2 separate regions of the Homo sapiens genome follow, and region 2 is linked to region 1. Evidence: read pairs that join two places in POLR2A ChIA-PET (ENCODE). Cell type or tissue: MCF 10A. All regions are shown on one strand. Links, peaks and the distances in the headings refer to the core of each region. The heading gives the core; the rest is flanking DNA.

What was found. Peaks named below come from ENCODE experiments on the same cell type or tissue, not always from the same donor. Only the 100,000 strongest peaks of a DNase experiment are listed, where the experiment ranks them.
Region 2: POLR2A ChIA-PET joins it to region 1 with 25 read pairs; 2 of 35 experiments call an interaction of 5 or more read pairs at or near these places.

Annotation. Positions count from the first base shown.
Region 1 is chr18:73,610,376-73,619,120 of GRCh38, forward strand. The region is part of intron 4 of LOC105372190 (a long non-coding RNA gene); the gene reads right to left. Among named protein-coding and RNA genes, the nearest start is that of LINC02582, 290 kb to the left of the region's middle. In MCF 10A, for the core only: no CTCF peak of the experiment used is centred there; DNase peaks (open chromatin) are centred at 3,536, 3,796 and 4,616.
Region 2 is chr18:73,663,999-73,672,743 of GRCh38, forward strand. The region is part of intron 1 of LOC105372190 (a long non-coding RNA gene); the gene reads right to left. Among named protein-coding and RNA genes, the nearest start is that of LINC02582, 340 kb to the left of the region's middle. In MCF 10A, for the core only: no CTCF peak of the experiment used is centred there; DNase peaks (open chromatin) are centred at 5,493 and 6,743.

The DNA.
Region 1 (8,745 bases), core at 2,056-7,055:
AGAGGTGACCTCCTTCCTCTCCTTTCCTTCCCAACTATCACTTTACCTCAGTACAAAGAAACTTTCATCTCATCCATCCTAAAATAACAAAAGTCCTCTCTTGGCTCATGTGGTCCCTTTTACCTCTTATTATTTCATTTATTCATTCATCAAATATTTACCGAGCACCTTCTCTGTGCCAGCAACTGTTTTTAAACACGGTAGAGTGTCTATAACACTGTAAAACCAGGCAAAAACTCTTGGGTTCATGGAGCTTACATTCTGTTCTCCACTTCTCATGCCAAAAACAGTCTTCACTCCTCCCCACCCCATTCAAAATTATCACAAGATTATCTGGCAAATGCCACACTACTTATTTTTGTAATATCTTTATTGAAATACAATTGACATACTATACAATTCACCCAATAAAAGTGTACAATGATTTTTAATATATTCAGAGTTGTGCAACTAACAGCACAGTTGATTTTAAAACACATAATTTTTGATCTAGAGAAAAATCACTATGGCTGGTGTCTTGCAGAGAATAAATGAGAAGAAAACAAGACTGGAGTTGGGAAAACCAGTACTGAGGCCTTAGCCTAGGAAAGATGATGATGTATGCACTAGATAGTGCAGGGAAACTGGAGAGAAGTGTCCTGGCTTTGGGAGAATTAGAAGGCAGTTTATATGAGATATGTATAGATACACACAACGAAATACTATTTGGTCTTTAAAATACTATTTATCCATGTTGACATTTACAACATGGATGACCCTGGAGGACATTATGTCAAGTGCAATAAGATAAAAACAGAAAACAAAATACTGAATGGTATGACTTTTACGTGGAATCTAAGAGTCAAATACATAGAAGCAGGAAATAGAAGGATGGTTACCAGGAGTTGAAATGTTGGGGGAATGGGGCAGGTACAAAGTTGCTTTAGGATAGAGATCTAATGTACAACATGAGGACTACAGTTAATTATATTGTAATGTGTATTGAACATAGAGGGATTTTGCTGGAAATTTGCTAAGAAAGAAGATTTCCAGCATTCTCACCCCTTAAAAAGTAACTATGTGAGGAGATGTGTATGTTAATTTGCTTTTGCAGTAATTTTGTCTCTATGTATATGTACTTCAAAACATTATGAGGTATACCTTAAATATATACCACCTTTATTTTCAAAGTGATAAAAATTTCAAAAACAGATGAAAAATTTCCAAATTTAAAAATCATTCATTGCCACAATTAATGGACTTCCCTGGAACAGTATTAACATTGTTAATTTCCTCTTCCTTCTCTACATGTTCTTCTCTTTTTATTTCTGTGTCACTCTGCTTTGATACTTCTGTCCTGAAGTTCTGATTGTTTTTCTCCATGGGTCGTTCTTCTTTTAACCAAGGTAGATGATGATGGCATTTCACCAGGTAGGTTCTGTCATCAGCCTACTTTTTTCCTCACTTTATATAAGCTTCTGCCCAATCTAATCTTTTATCTTCTGTCTTCAGCCTACTTTTTCCTTTACTTTACATAAGCTTCTGTCCAATCTAATCTTTTATCGTCCAAATAATAATGAGTATTAAGTTTACGTCTCAAGTCCCATTTGATTATATTTGCCTGACCTTTCTATGCTCATCTACTCATTGAAAATTTCCATTAATTATGGGCATATTTGTTTATTATTTACTGATTTCACTTATTTATCGATATATTTATTCATACAAAAGCTTGCCCTAAGTGTCAACAAAAGCAACCTTGGGAAAATAATTTTCAACTCAGATCTGAAGAATAAAGTGGTGTCATGCTGGTAGGTGGGAAGAAGGAGCTTCTTGGGAAAATACATTGGCAGAAAGATGACAATATTTATTCAAAATGAGAAAGAACAATACACATCCAAGAAATACCAAAAAGTATAATGTGACTGGAGAGTACAATGTGCACAAAAGTAACAGATACAAAATGAATTGTTCTCCTACATTACACAGTCCCTGGTGCCTGGGCTGGAAGGATGCCAAGGTCATCTCAGCTGATACTGTCACTAGATCACCTGTAAATAACCTCTTCAGGTAGCTTGAGCGTCTCACAATATGGCAGCTGAGTTCTGAAAAGAAATGTTTGGACAGGGGATATCCAGAAAGCAAGTGCCCAAAAGGATTACTTCTTTCTCATCTAGTTTCTGAAGTTGCATAGTATCATGTCTACAATTCTCTATTGGTCAAAGCAGTTATAATTCAGCCAAGGTTAAAGAAGAGGAGAAATAAATTCTACCTCTCAATAAAAGGAGTGTCAAAGAATTTGAATTTCACTTTGTAAACTTTTCCTATTAGAATTAATTCGTGTCAATGTCAGGTAGCATATATTGATGGAAGTCAAGCAGAAAATAGTTGACACATTCAAAGAAATAATGGAGACATTTTTAATGAAAGATCTATTTACAGAGGTGTGGGTGGGGTTAAGGGAACCAATAATGAATGGCAAAGAACCCAGGGAATATAACAGCAGGAGGCCAATGGCCACCCCTAGATGTGAATGGACAAAGGAAAGACCCAACTAGAGCTGCAGCCATGGGACAGGGACTGCTATTAAGAAGCTCTGCCTTTATGTAGAGGAATGAATCTGCCATTCCAATAAAACCCAGGGCTGGGCGCAGTGGCTCATGCCTGTAATCCAGCACTTTGTGAGGCCGAGGCGGGTGGATCACTTGAGGCCAGGAGTTTGAGACCTTCCTGGCCAACATGGCAAAACCCCATCTCTACTAAAAATACAATAATTAGCCAGGCGTGGTGGCACATGACTGTAGTCCCAGCTACTCGGGAGGCTGAGGGACGAGAATCACTTGAACTCAGAAGGTGGAAGTTGCAGTGAGCTGAGATCATGCCACTGCACTCCAGCCTGGGTGAGAGAGCCAGACTCTGTCTCAAAAATGCATAAAATAAAATTAAAAAGCCCAGCAGGAAAGAAAGGAAGGAAATTAAATTCATAGTGTTCTTCTTATCCCAACTCTTGTTTCCTGCCAGTGACTCTAGTGAGAGCTAGATTTGACTAGAAATCAGAGGGTAGGAGAGCTTGAGAAATGTCTGCTCTAAAGTGCATCCTCTCAAAGCACAAAGACAGGAAAAGAAGCACAGAGAAGGAAAGTGAAGGGGTGTTTGTAGAATAACCAGCATAATTTCTGACCCCCGTTCAACCTCAGCATCCACTCTTGACTTTTGTTCAGATGCAAAATTGCACGTACCTAACATAGACAATACTCGTGTTCCTATCAGACACCCCATCACTGTGAGGTGAGGTTGTTTCGGTCAGCCCAATCTAGACACTAAGTCAAAATGTTAGCCACCACCATTGCTTCTCCTAGAAAGGAAGGAAAGGGAAATGAATGACAAATAATTCATATGAAATATAACTGCTATGGTCCCTGCATTATAGCTGGCCATAGAACTGTTAATAATCACAGATTTCTTCTCCCTCATTCATTATATATTCCCTGACTTTCTGCCAGTACCACAGCTAGTCAAAGATTTTACCTGGTGATGAGTCAAACCTTCATTCCCAGTTTCCAAATCCTTAAAGTCTACTCTCTTTATTACTTCATCAGAGTTTCTTATTAATCATTGTTATTTAAAATAAGAATATCAAGAAATATCTCAGTGAAACCCCTAGCTTTCAGATATACTCTTCCATGCCTGCCTCCACCCCAGTCTGTTTAGCAGCAACTCTCTTTCCTCTTGACAACCAGGATTAATTTCTTCACCAGGAAAGAGACTACCTTGTCTGTTTCTTGGTTCGGCAGCAAAAGTTTCATATGTAGGTTATGCAATGGATATTGCATAACTTTTACAATATTTATATTGCAAGTGCCAAGGGGAGAAGGAATCAGTGATTATTAATGTAGCCCTGTGGCCAGCTTCAATGCATGAACTATGGCAATTATGTTTGCTATGAATTATTTGTTACTAATTTCTTTTTCTTTCCTTTCTAGGAGAAGCATTGATGGTAGCTAACGTTTCAATTTAGCTTCTCTTTGGGTTGGCTGAAAAGACTTCTCCCCACAGTGATGAGTGGGCTGATAGGAATATGAGCATCATCTATGTTGTGTATGTGCAATTTATTTTCATCCAAATACAAATCAAGAATGGATGCTGAAGTTGAAGGGGGAAATTATGTTGATTGTTATAAATAAGCCCCTTCACATTCCTTCTCTGTCCTCCTTTGTGTTTTGCAAGGATGCACTTTACAGAAGACATTTCTCAAGCTCCCTTGCCCTCTGATGTATGGTTGAGTTTAGCCAAACCTTCTAGCGCTGAGTGTTTTGGAGAAAATTTATATACAGAGAAGCAGTAGTAATTATGTGGATACTCCATTGCATCTTGCATTCCAGGGTAGTGTACAGAGATTTAACAGGACTAGACATTAGACTTTGGGAGAAAGATGCTAAAATTTGGGCTGTTGGAGCAAACTGCATGATAGGAAACACTGGCTTCATTCCTGGTATAATCAAGGGCTGGACTATAATAGCATGAGGATGTGGTGGAATTGTAGTTCCAGCTCTATCCTGCCAGCTCAGCATTCATATCTGGTGATGAACCAGCCTTATCCCTGGCACAAATAGGTAGCTGGGGAAACAAGCCTCCTGGCTATAGATGTATCGTGTGGTTTGCTAGTAGCATGATTCACTACCAGAATATTCAAGGTTGGGACTTGGGGGTAGAATAGCTCTTCTCTGGTATGATGGAAGGGGAAATGGATTCCAATAGGATTTATTGCCTAGGCATTTAGCTAGTTTCCTCAGAGCTTTGAAGGGGTACTGCTTTTTTTCTCTGTGGCCAGCCTCCATGGAATTAATCTTGGGCTAGTTAACCCTCACTTCTCCATGCAACAATAAAAGAAAGCACTAACATTTCCACATCTTAATAATAAGATCTGTGTATTGTGGCTGTGGAGAGAAGACATCATTTTGGTTGCTGGAAGTTAAGAAATATACCACGTCCTATAGGACCCCAATCCTTCAGTCTAATGCCTCCCAGCTGGTGCCGTAAATAAGCCTTCAGAAGATTATTTCAAGATCATATCAATTGCTTAAAAGTGATGGAGCATACAGATTTTATGGGCTTTCACCAATTACTACACTTCTTTCACCCTGCAAAGAACTCCTTAATCAGAGCTTACATTGCTTGGGACATTGTCGTGATGAATAAAACATTTAGTAAGTCCACAAATTGTGCTGCTGGTAGAAGCAATGTAGGAAGGAAGGCAAATATAAATGTGGGACATACATCTATTCTCGTGAGGATGAATCATTAGCCACCCCCCACACAGTGGAAGTAGTTCAGTGTAATAATCCTAACCAGTTGGTTCTTGTGGGTCCATCCTGAGAATTTAGCTTTTGTCTTTGTTGTTGGCAGTGTGAGTAATTAGCAACAGTAGTAGCCAGATTAGCCTTGGCAATGTGAAATCCTAATTGTTGAGCCCATGCATAGCCTCCATTCCTGTTGCCATGGCCCTTTTGGACAAAGGCTCATTGAGCAAGTGGTAGAGAGCACGGAGCAGACAGGAGAGGAAGAGGCTGGATAATACCCACTGGATGGGTGATCTCCACCTAATAAGAGCATTCTCTGGGGGGCATTTGCACAGTACATGGATGACTTAGCACAAGAAGTTCATAAACACACCACTTCCTCTTTGTTCTTCCAATATTCCCTTAGCCTTGCATTCTGTTACTTCCAAATTTCTGACCATTCACCCCACCTATCATCAATGTTTAAAATCAGAGTTCTACCTCACCTGTCATGCAAAGTGGACAATCAGATAAATTACCTCACGTTATGCCTACTCTTCTCTACACAAAAGTATTTCATGGCCAGCCTTGAGTTTCACTCTAATGTAGTAGCCATCCACAGCTGGTTGGTGCCAGCATATCTTGTAGACCTATTTGTAAGCCATGTCTGCGCTTTTTCTTGCTCTCTTAATTTGTCAATGGAAACTCCCCATGAGACCAGAGCGTAGGCTGCAGAGGTGATGAAATAGCAGAATTGGGATTCTGAGCTACCTGCTCATGCAATATGCTTATATCTACCTTCCCTTCTCAGGCCAGTTTTCTATACATCATTTTCATTTATTTAAAAATGTTGCTATTACATCTACATTTATGATTTCATGGATGTTTAGTTCAGTTTTTGATTGGTAGTCTAGTTCTTGACAAGGAGCTCATGTTATATAATCACTTGTGGGTCCATTGTTAGAAAGTCAGTCTCTACCAGGGCTCAGTAGCAAAGCAAATGTTGCCTTGAAAGTGTAAGAGAATTGTCAGCAGAAATAAAGGCTTTATTCTAAGCCCTAGGTGTATGTTCTCTAATTCCCTTTAGTGGGATGGCAAGAGAACCCATAAAGCATACATATTTTTTATGGCCAGTGCTTGAGACAAATTTATTAAATTCCAAATCCTGAGTGAGTTCATCTATTTTAATAAATTCATCTTCATCCAATCTTGTATTTTGTTTTCCTTTGTCTAGTACTCTTATAATATCTTCTGCCATATGTTTCCTAGATACCTAAGAATTAAAATTGGCAAAACTCCTTTAGTTTAATAGTTTTCTCCTCCTGAGCAGGTCTTCCCCTTCTCTCTCTCAGCTATGCTAAGATTTAGTTATCTTTATGCACTAGGAGGCAATGAGCTCTAGTGGGGATAGGTCCTGAGAAGAATTAGCATCTCTTAAGGAAGCACCTCTATGGGAAGAGGCATTAAAACATTTTTATGCAAAAGAAGATTCTTACAGTTTCCTAAGTAAAAACAAGGAAGATTTGAGGACTGGAGGTTCAATGTCTCAGACTCATCCCTTTATCTTCAAACGTTCTCATCTCACATCTCAGATCCCACTGCTTCATAACCAGTGCCCTTACTTTAGCACAGAAAATATGATAGGACTGAGCACTTGTTTTGGCCTTGTAACCTTGTGACACTTAAAAGCAGTCCACAGATTTAATCCTCAGCCAGGTTGGCCCTTAATTACAGGAAATAAGACCTCCTGTTAAAGTCATTGTAGAGGCTTTCAGATTCTTCATGATGCATTGAGACAAGCATTCAAGGTGGTCAGTTTGTCTACATTTGTGCAATGAACATTGAAATTTTTTGTACCATGTAGTATTTCACAGACAATAAAATGTGTAGTATTTCAAGGACAATAAAAAACAGTCAGACATTCCATAAACTTTATGGTCACTATTGCCACCTGTAATGGTTTAAAATATGTCCACAAATTCTTAGCCTCTTTAAAAGGTAAAACATAATCCCACTCTACCCCTCCCCGGTTGAGTGTAGGTTAAACTTAGCTACTTACTTCTAATGTTCAGAATCAGCTGGAGGCAATGGTTTGTGACTTCTATATCATATACTTCCACAAAAAGCATGTGGCTTCCCACTTACCCTCGACATGCAAGGAGAAACCAGTTTCATGTCAATACTTAGCCAGCCCCTATGAAGAAGCCTACATGGTAAGGAGCTGAGTCCTCTTGCCAACAGCCAGCAAGAAACTTACAAAGGTGGGACATCTTCGAAGCAGATTTCTTAGCCTCAGTTAAACTGACAGATGGCTGCAGCCCCAGCAGACATTTCAACTGTAACCTCATTGAAGTCTGTAAGTCAGAAATACCTAAAATACCAGGTAAGACACTCCTGACTCCCTACCCTATAGAAACTGTAAGATAATTAGTGTTTATTACTTGAAGCCACTAAGTTTTGGCAGTTATTTGTTATGCAGTGATGAGTAACTAACACACCCATGAAGTGAATAAATATCACAGGATATTGACCTCTGAGTGTTTCATTCTTCCCTCCATCTCATGTCACTACCCAGAGAAACTTCAGCAGTCTTGATATTACTGTGTGAGCTCATCAAATATATGAGCAACACAATCCCAGAATCCCACTTAGGAAGTCAGTTTCCTAGGACTACTCTTGGTAACAAATTCTGCATCAGTCATTTATAAAGAAAGAAGAACATGGCTAACCCAGAGGAGCAATGAATGAAGCATAAGACTACTTATAGCATTGTGAAAAGAGTTAAGGGAACAGAGAAGAAACAGTAAAGAATCCAGAAACAAGAAACTGTAGAAATGTGTTATTTGTGCAGAACCTAGAGAGAGCTATAGTTGAGATCCAAATGGCCTGTGGCCTCAGAAAGCAAGGAAGGGAGAAGAGCAAATACCCTGACCTCTTTCTCCTTTTACCTTCTCATGTATTTCTGCTATCTCTCATTGGCCAAACTCAACTGGAAACCAGACGGTAAGGGTTCCTTGGTGATGTAGACAGTAAAGCCTGCCTCAGGCCACAGAGCAGATGAGAAGAGGAATGAATGTCTCAGTCTGTTCAGGCTGCTGTAACAGAAATTCCATGGGCAGGGCCGTGTGCGGTGGCTCACCCCTGTAATCCCAGCACTTTGGGAGGCTGAGATGGGTGGATGGAGAGGTCAGGAGATGGAGACCATCCTGGCTAACACAGTGAAACCCTAGCTCTACTAAAAATTCAAAAAATTAGCCTAGCATGGTGGCAGGTACCTGTAGTCCCAGCTACTCAGGAGGCTGAGAAAGGAGAATGGCGTGAACCTGGGAGGCGGAGCTTGCAGTGAACCGAGATCACGCCACTGCACTCCAGCCTGGGCAACAAAGGGAGACTCGGTCTCAAAAACAAAACAAAACAAAACAAAAAACAAAAACAAAAACAAAAAAAACTCCATGGGCAGGGTGGCTTGTAAACAATTGACTTATCA
Region 2 (8,745 bases), core at 2,469-7,468, 54 kb after region 1:
GTTGCCTAAAGGAAGCAAACACAACAGTAAATCTTAGATGTGTGAAATCCCAACAATGTGAAGCAGGGAAAGGAATAGATGCTGTATGTGCAGGTAACCCAGCAAAAGAAAAAAGTGGCCGGGCGCGGTGGCTCATGCCTGTAATCCCAGCACTTTGGGAGGCAGAGGCAGGCGGATCACGAGGTCAGGAGATCGAGACCACCATGGCTAAAAAGGTGAAATCCCGTCTCTACTAAAAAAAAAAAAAAAAAAATACAAAAAATTAGCCAGGCATGGTGGCGGGCACCTGTAGTCCCAGCTACTTGGGAGGCTGAGGCAGGAGAATTGTGTGAACCCAGGATGCGGAGCTTGCAGTGAGCTGAGATCACACCACTGCACTCCAGCCTGGGTGACAGAGTGAGAGTGAGCCTCCATCTTAAAAAAAAAAAAAAAGAAAAGAAAAAGAAAAAAGGAAGGTTTTTGTGTGTGTATGCATTTGTGTACCATAGATTCAAAATGATTACTTAATACCCTGTCAAGAAAGTGAATTTAACAAATCAATAAATTATGAGTAGGATTAATTAAACTGGCATCGTAATTAAGGCACAATATGTTACAGAGGCTTATGAACGCTTGAGTTTCACAGCAGACCTGTCAGTGGGATCCCGAATCATTTATTTGCTTCTTGTTCTTTCTAGACACAGGAGTCTTTTGCTTTACCATATCTAGAAGGTAGATAATTCAGTTAAGGCTGATGAGGCATTAACTGTCATTTTCATTAAGACATAACTAAATTTGGCTAATAAATCACTTTCAACATTATAATTTAAACAATGAGAACAAAAACCAATATCTGCTTATTAAGAAATATCTATATATATCTATATATATAATTCATTTGGTGATTTATGACTGAGTTCCTTAGAGAGGTTTACAAATTCATCCACTGTCCTTGAATCACAGAGTTTGCTTTTGGCTTTCTCATTTAGCTGAAAGGGACTGAAAAGCTCAACTGGCATTTAAGGGCCTAGGTGGTCACATTTTTCAACAGATTTGTAGGACAGTAAGTTATTGTACTTAAGGTCAATAGGACTTTATGCTCATCTAGAGCACTGTGAAACTGGAGATTTCAAGCTACACTGTACAGAAAAGAAGCAGCTTTGTTTGGGAAGGGATCACAAGCTGGTTTCCTATGGGGATGGAGCACTGGCTGGTTTTCCTTGGATCAGAGCTGCGTTTGATGCAGCTGTAATGAAGAATACCTGACACCTCATTTAAAGTGATCGTATATCCATACTCTGATATATATATATATGTGTGTGTGTGTGTGTGTGTGTATATATATATATGTGTGTGTATATATATATATAGTTTAAGTTCTAGGGTGCCTGTGCACAACGTGCAGGTTTGTTACATAGGTATACCTGTGCCGTGTTTGTTTGCTGCACCTATCAACTTATCATTTACATTAGGTATTTCTCCTAATGCTATCCCTCTCCCAGTCCCCAAACCCCCCCGACAAGCCCCGGTGTGTGATGTTCCCCACCCTGTGTCCAAGTATTCACATTCTTCAACTCCCACTTATGAGTGAGAACATGTGGTGTTTGGTTTTCTGTCCTTGTGATAGTTGGCTTAGAATGATGGTTTCCAGCTTCATCCATGTTCCTGCAAGGGACATGAACTCATCCTTTTTTAGGGCTGCATAGTATTCCATGGTGTATATGTGCCACATTTTCTTAATCCAGTCCATCACTGATGGACATTTGGGTTGGTTCCAAGTCTTTGCTATTGTAATTAGTGCCGCAGTAAACACACATGTGCATGTGTCTTTATAGTAGCATGATTTATGATCCTTTGGGTATATACCCAGTAATGGGATCGCTGGGTCAAATGGTATTTCTAGTTCTAGATCCCTGAGGAATCGCCACACTGTCTTCCACAATGGTTGAACATAATTGACACTCCAACCAACAGTGTAAAAGTGTTCCTATTTCTCCACATCCTCTCCAGCACCTGTTGTTTCCTGACTTTTTAATGATCACCACTCTAACTGGCGTGAGATGGTATCTCATTGTGGTTTTGATTTGCATTTCTCTGATGGCCAGTGACGGTGAACATTTTTTTCATGTGTCTGTTGGCTGAATAAATTTCTTCTTTTGAGAAGTGTCTGTTCATATTCTTTGTCCACTTTTTGATGGAGTTGTTTGTTTTTTTTCTTGTAAATTTAAGTTCTTTGTAGATTCTGGATATTAGCCCTTTGTCAGATGGGTAGATTGCAGATATTTTTTCCCATTCCATAGGTTGCCTATTCACTCTAATGATAGTTTCTTTTGCTGTGCAGAAGTTCTTTAGTTTAATTACATCCCATTTGTCTATTTTGGCTTTTGTTGCCATTGCTTTTGGTGTTTTAGTCATGAAGCCTTTGCCCGTGCCTATGTCCTAAATGGTATTGCCTAGGTTTTCTTCTAGGGTTTTCATGGTGTTAGGTTTTACATTTTGCATGTCCTAGACATGCTGAATCTATTTTATTTTTACAATTGCAATAACCATTCTTTCTATTTGCAATTTACTTTGTAGAAGTAAAGGTTCCTTGAATTTGGGAAATTTAACTTTGTTAAAATGTTCTGATGAGTTCTTAAAGAATTATATAACTATTTTTGGAAATTAATTCAAAGAACATAGTGAATAATTAAGAATGTGGTTCAAGCCAGATGTGTGGCTCACATCTGTAATCCCAATGCTTTGGGAGGCCAAGGAAGGAGGATCATTTGAGGCCATGAGTTAGAGACCAAACTGGGCAAATAGCAAGACTCTCTCTCTACAAAAAATTCAAAAATAAATATCAGTCTCAGCTACTCAGAGGGCTGAGGCAGAAGGATTGCTTGAGCCCAGGGGTTTCAGGTTGCAGTGAGCTGTGATCAGGCCACTGCACTTCAGCCTGGGCAACAGAGAGAGACCCTGTCTCAAAATAAATAAATAAATAAATAAATAAATAAATAAATAAATAAATAAAGTGGTTCATTCAACGTTCTAGAAATATCTCATAGATATAAGCAGAAAAATAGACTATCTCTGATATCAGAGATAAAAAATGATCAAAATAAATGTCACTTATACTTATTTGTGAGGAGGGAACTTCTATAATTTATTAAGAAACTAAATTACCTGAAAGAACTCCCTCAACAATGTTACTAAGACAGGCTGGTTAAAGAAAAACCTCACACACTGCCCAAAATAAGCCAAAAAATGATTCAGCAAGTTTAATGCCAAAGACTATAAATGATTTTACATAATTTAATGAAATTTAAATACAGTGAAAGGGTAAAGCTTTCTAACACAAATACCTATTTCAACATTTGAAGCTACTGAGTGAGAAAAAAAATGCAATGACCTTGCTTAGACGTTTATCTTCATAAGATTTTTCTGCTCATTGAATGGGTGATTATTATGTATGTATACTGTTAAGACAAATTCAACTTAGGAAAGTATTTGGTATTTTAGCATTTTCCTCAGTGCATATAAAGAAAAACTTTGGATATTAGACAAATCTCTGATTTTCCCTGTTTTGAATATTATACATGGTCTATTCTCATCTCTTCCTTTTTCTTTCTCAATTTCTGCATACATTAAGAAAATGAGGTAATCAATGAACTGTATTCCTGTAAAATAATGATAGAATAAAATATAAAATTCCTGATAAAATAATGGACAAATTGCAAGGACATGAACTTCTGCCACTAGCCAGCTCTGCCGCTGAACTGCCCTTTGAAAAGAAATCAGGAAGAGAGAGAGATGGATGAGTTTTTCCATTATGGAACATAGAAAAATGTTATTTCAGTGTAGTAAAGACATATATTTTACTACCAATTAACTACAAAACAATCATGTTTTTATTGTTTAAAAACAATTTATTTACAGGTATGTAAATAAAAACAAGGTAAGAAAAAAGTCACCCGTCATCCACCCTCCCAGAGAAAACCACTTCTGTATATAAAAATACAAAAATGCTGCCTGGGCTGTTTTATGTCTTATCTTTGTATTTAATAGTGTATCGTGAATATCCTGCCAAGTCAGAAAATGTATTTCTATCCCCACATTTTCATGGGCATATTGTACAACTGTGCCATGCTTCTTTAACCAGTCATCTGTTTGATCATTTTCATTTTTGCCTAACATAAAAAGATTGCAGTGCTCTCCTTGTAGCTGCTTTGTTGTATAAACATCTTCAATTATTTCCTTGGGATAGTTTCCTAAAAGCAGAATTGCTGAGTCAAGGGGTATAGGTGTTTGATAAATATTGACAAATTGCTTTCACAAAGTTTGTGCAAACTTAGATGCCTACTAGCAGTACAAAAGATTCCCATTTCCCCACATCGTTCTTGACATTATTATTGTATTCTTATTAATCTGCACCATTTTGTGGACAAAATGTATCTGTTACATTTAATTCTTATTTCTTAAAAGTAAGCTTGAACAATTGTATGTATGTATTAGGCATTTGTGTTTAAAAGGATCGTGTAGCATGCATTTGGATGACTGTCTTCTGAAAGATCATGCAGCATATGTTTGGATGGTTGTTTTTTAATTATGTAGCATATATTTGAAATGTCTGTGGAACACTAAAGATCTATTTTCCACCAAATAATTAGATAATAAACAGGCTATAATTTTATTAGGTGACCAAATAATGCTAAAATATAAATATTTAATTTCGGCAGCAAAAACACAGACACAAACTACTCATGTTTAGCAGCTTGAAGTATTTGTTTATGAAGCAGAAAAATGTATGAGCCGGTGAGCAAAATGTATAATTATTCTCCTTATTAAATGGATTTATAAATTGATTGATGAAGATAGATCCATCAAAGAGAATTGCTGAAAGGTTGGACTGTTCTGGTCTTGTAATATTACTGTCTATCTTCTAGGGAAGTTTCATATTCTAGGAACTGTTTTTCAGGATTCTTCACCAATTGAAAGCTGCCACATACAAAAAATGGCAGGTTGAGATAAGGTAACTCAAGGCGGCACCTGGAGAACAGAGGCTGCTGAGGAAATCATCGCATCATCAGCTACCAGAGCCTCCGAGAGAGCCCGGCCCTTCTCACCAGAGAGGGGATGGCAGGGCCTGCCTGGACCACCTCCACCTCAGGGAAGGAGGATAGGAGGGGATGGAGAAAGGGAAAGGTTGAGGAATTGTGACAAAAAGAGTAGAACCAATAACATGAAACTGTCTCAGTGAAACACACAGAGGGGCTAAAACCCCATTGTTATGTCTTTAAAGTTTATTTAATTAACATGAATTTTGTCCTGTATAATTTTTATAGAAAATATTCAACAAGGAAAAAATAAACACCTTTTTTCTAAGTATCGCGTAGCAGATCTTTGTATTAAGTGAAACTATAGGAACAAAAATGTGAAGGTAGAATGCCAAAGGAAAATAAATGGATGCCTTGGAAGAAAATCCTGTTACACAATCCCACAAGGCAATTACAGAAGGCCCGGGCTGGCTTTGCGCGTTTGTTTGTTTGCCTTGGCTAACACTGCCAGTACACCAGGAATTCAGGGGGGTTTGGATCACTCTGTGGATTCCATCAGGGTACCCGGAGAGAGGGTTTCTCAGATCTAGAAGTTTTAAAAACAAAAGCTAGAGTAAAGCTCAATCAGATTATTTGATGGCCTGGAAATTTGTGGACCTTTATAAAGAATATGAGCCTGCAGTTTTATGACACATTCAGAATACTTTCACATATGTGAATTGTCAGTGAGGCATTTGATCATCACTTCACAGTTGGAGAAACTGAGGCACGGCATTGCCAGATGATTTAGCAGAGCTGTGGTTTTAATGACAAAGCTGGGACTCAAATTCAGATATGATGATGCCCCCAATGCAGTTTTATTTTCATTACAACTTAATCAATCCACATTCAATTAGAAGTAGCGTGTAGTAAATTTCAATTTTGTTTTTCTTCTTACTGTCTTTTCTTCCATCCTCAACCACTTTGGAAGTCTATTAGTGTGCACGTTTTTTGAACATCTTGATTTTCTCACTGGTTAACTGGCAGGAGTTTGCTTTTATCCACCCTCAATTATTTGGAAGCAAAGAAATGGATTTTGACCTTCAGGAATTTTCTAAGGTGTCATGTACAAAAGCCCCAGGCTGGCACTTTTTTTTTTTTTTTTGTCATTCTCCTCAGAGGTAGAGGTGAAATTAATGTAGCTCCTGGCTATATTAGGTGACTAATGGAAGAAATCAATTCAGAAAATAAGATGTGTCTCATTTGTGAATTCCAAAGATAAGAACATAGTCCTTTATGATTAATGTTAGCTAGGTGCAATGCATCATTTCCTGAATGACATAAATCACATTTAATTGAAATAAAATGGAATCTCTATCATCCCAGTAAAGCATAAAGATATCAATATGTTCCTGTTTTAACAGAAAAAAAATCAATTTCCATTTGTATAGATATTTCCCAATTACAGTAATAATTACTATATATGAATGAATCTGGGGAGACTCTTTTTAACTAATAAGACAATGTGATGAGGTGATGAAGAAAGGAGCTAGAGAAGTATGTGGGGAGATCTCTGGAGGGCCTTCCCTGTGTGAGGGAAAAAGCATGGGTTCAGTTTCCAGATGCTGAGAGGGAGATGCTTCTAAGGGCGTCATTAGACATGCATTGGAAATACCGACCCAGAGCTCAGAATCAAAATCTCAGCAGGAGACACAAAGTCGCAACACTCTGGGTATTAGTCATTGTGGTTACAGGTGTGTATGAGTTTGCTTAGGAAAAGAGTCATATAAGAAAAGGTGGCTTGGAACCGAAACTGGAACACCAATGTTCAAAGAACTGACTGAGAAGGACATTCTACCATAAGACACATGCACACGTATGTTTATTGCAGCACTATTTACAATAGCAAAGACTTGGAACCAACCCAAATGCCCATCAATGATAGACTGGATAAAGAAAATGTGGCACATAACACCATGGAATACTGTGCAGCCATAAAAAAGAAGGAATTCATGCCCTTTGCAAGGACATGGATGAAGCTGGAACCCATCATTCTCAGCAAACTAACACAGGAACAGAAAACCAAACACTGCATGTTCTCGCTCATAAGTGGGAGCTGAACAACGAGAACACATGGACACAGGGAGGGAAAAATCACACACCAGGGCCTGTTGGGCGGTGAAAGGCAAAGGGAGGGAGAGCATTAGGACAAATACCTAATGCATGCGAGGTTTAAAACCTAAATGACGGGTTGATAGGTACAGCAAACTACCATGGCACATGTTTACCTGTGTAACAAACCTGCATGTTTTGCATATGTTTCTGAGAACTTAAAGTAAAATAAAAAATAAAAATAAAAAAATAAAAGTGAGGGCCGGGCGCGGTGGCTCACGCCTGTAATCCCGGCACTTTGGGAGGCTGAGGCGGGCGGATCACGAGGTCAGGAGATCCAGACCATCCTGGCTAACACGGTGAAACCCCGTCTCTACTAAAAATACAAAAAAAAATAGCTGGGCGTGGTGGCGGGCGCCTGTAGTCCCAGCTGCTCGGGAGGCTGAGGCAGGAGAATGGCGTGAATCTGGGAGGCAGAGCTTGCAGTGAGCTGAGATCGAGCCACTGCACTCCAGCCTGGGCCACAGAGCAAGACTCCGTTTCAAATAAATAAATAAATAAATAAATAAATAAATAAATAAATAAATAAAAGCGAGACATTAATAACTCTCCCTGGACATTATAAAGATCACACTATCTAGCTTTATCTAATCAGAGTCAAACCTGATGTCAATGGAGAATAAGGAATGCCCAGCTGAGAGAGAGAGAGAGAGAGAGAGAGAGAGGTGGAGGAGAAGGGGAGGCAGAGGGAATACAGTGTCAAAAGGAGGAGAGCGTTCAGCTGTGCTGAAGATGATGAAAAAGCCAAGTCAGAAAGTCACCCACTGACTTTGTGGAACCAGGTGTTATTTGGGCCCATGGAAGCAGCAGATTCAGTTGAGTAGAGGTGCAGAGCCAGAGGAGATGGAAGTGAGACCACGAACTGTTACATAAGAGTATTTCTTTAAAAAGGTTGGACTCTGATTAGATGAAACTAGATAGTGTGATCCTTATAATCTCCCAATAGAATTATTCTTGTTTCATTTCATTTTTAACATAGGAGAAACTAAATCACATTTCTATAGGGATGGGAAGACTAAATAGGGAGAGAAAAGCTGAAAATAGAAAGTAAAAATAATCAGTAGAGTAAGTTTATTAAGAAAGCATGAATAGAGTTATTCCTAGAGGAGGTATTGTTTTCCATTGTTTACCAATAGAAGCAGCACAATAGATGGGGAGAAGATGGGTGCCAAATATTTAGATTTATTTATACATGCAGGAAATTTGACAGAACTTCTATCTAATAAGTTCTTTTTTCATGTTAAGTAACAAGAGCAGTGATCTACTGAGATTCAAGGTGGAGGAGGGAAGGTTAGAGGTTAGAAAGTTTTTAACAGTTGAAATGACTATTTCAGAGAGTGAGAGAGCAAACCAACCAGAGACAGCTAGACAAGCCAGGCAGTTTTGAGGGCGTCTGTCCTTTTTAGTGCCTATGAATTATACAGGTGTCAATTTGCCAGGTGGTGTAAATATAAACCCAATGTTCCCTATAAGAAAAATTTTAATTACTAAGGGAAGCAGAAGTTAGCAAAAGTTCATGACCTGGGGCTGAAGAAGGAATTTTGGAATTTGATAAAGTTGGCTAAAAGAAAAAAAAAAT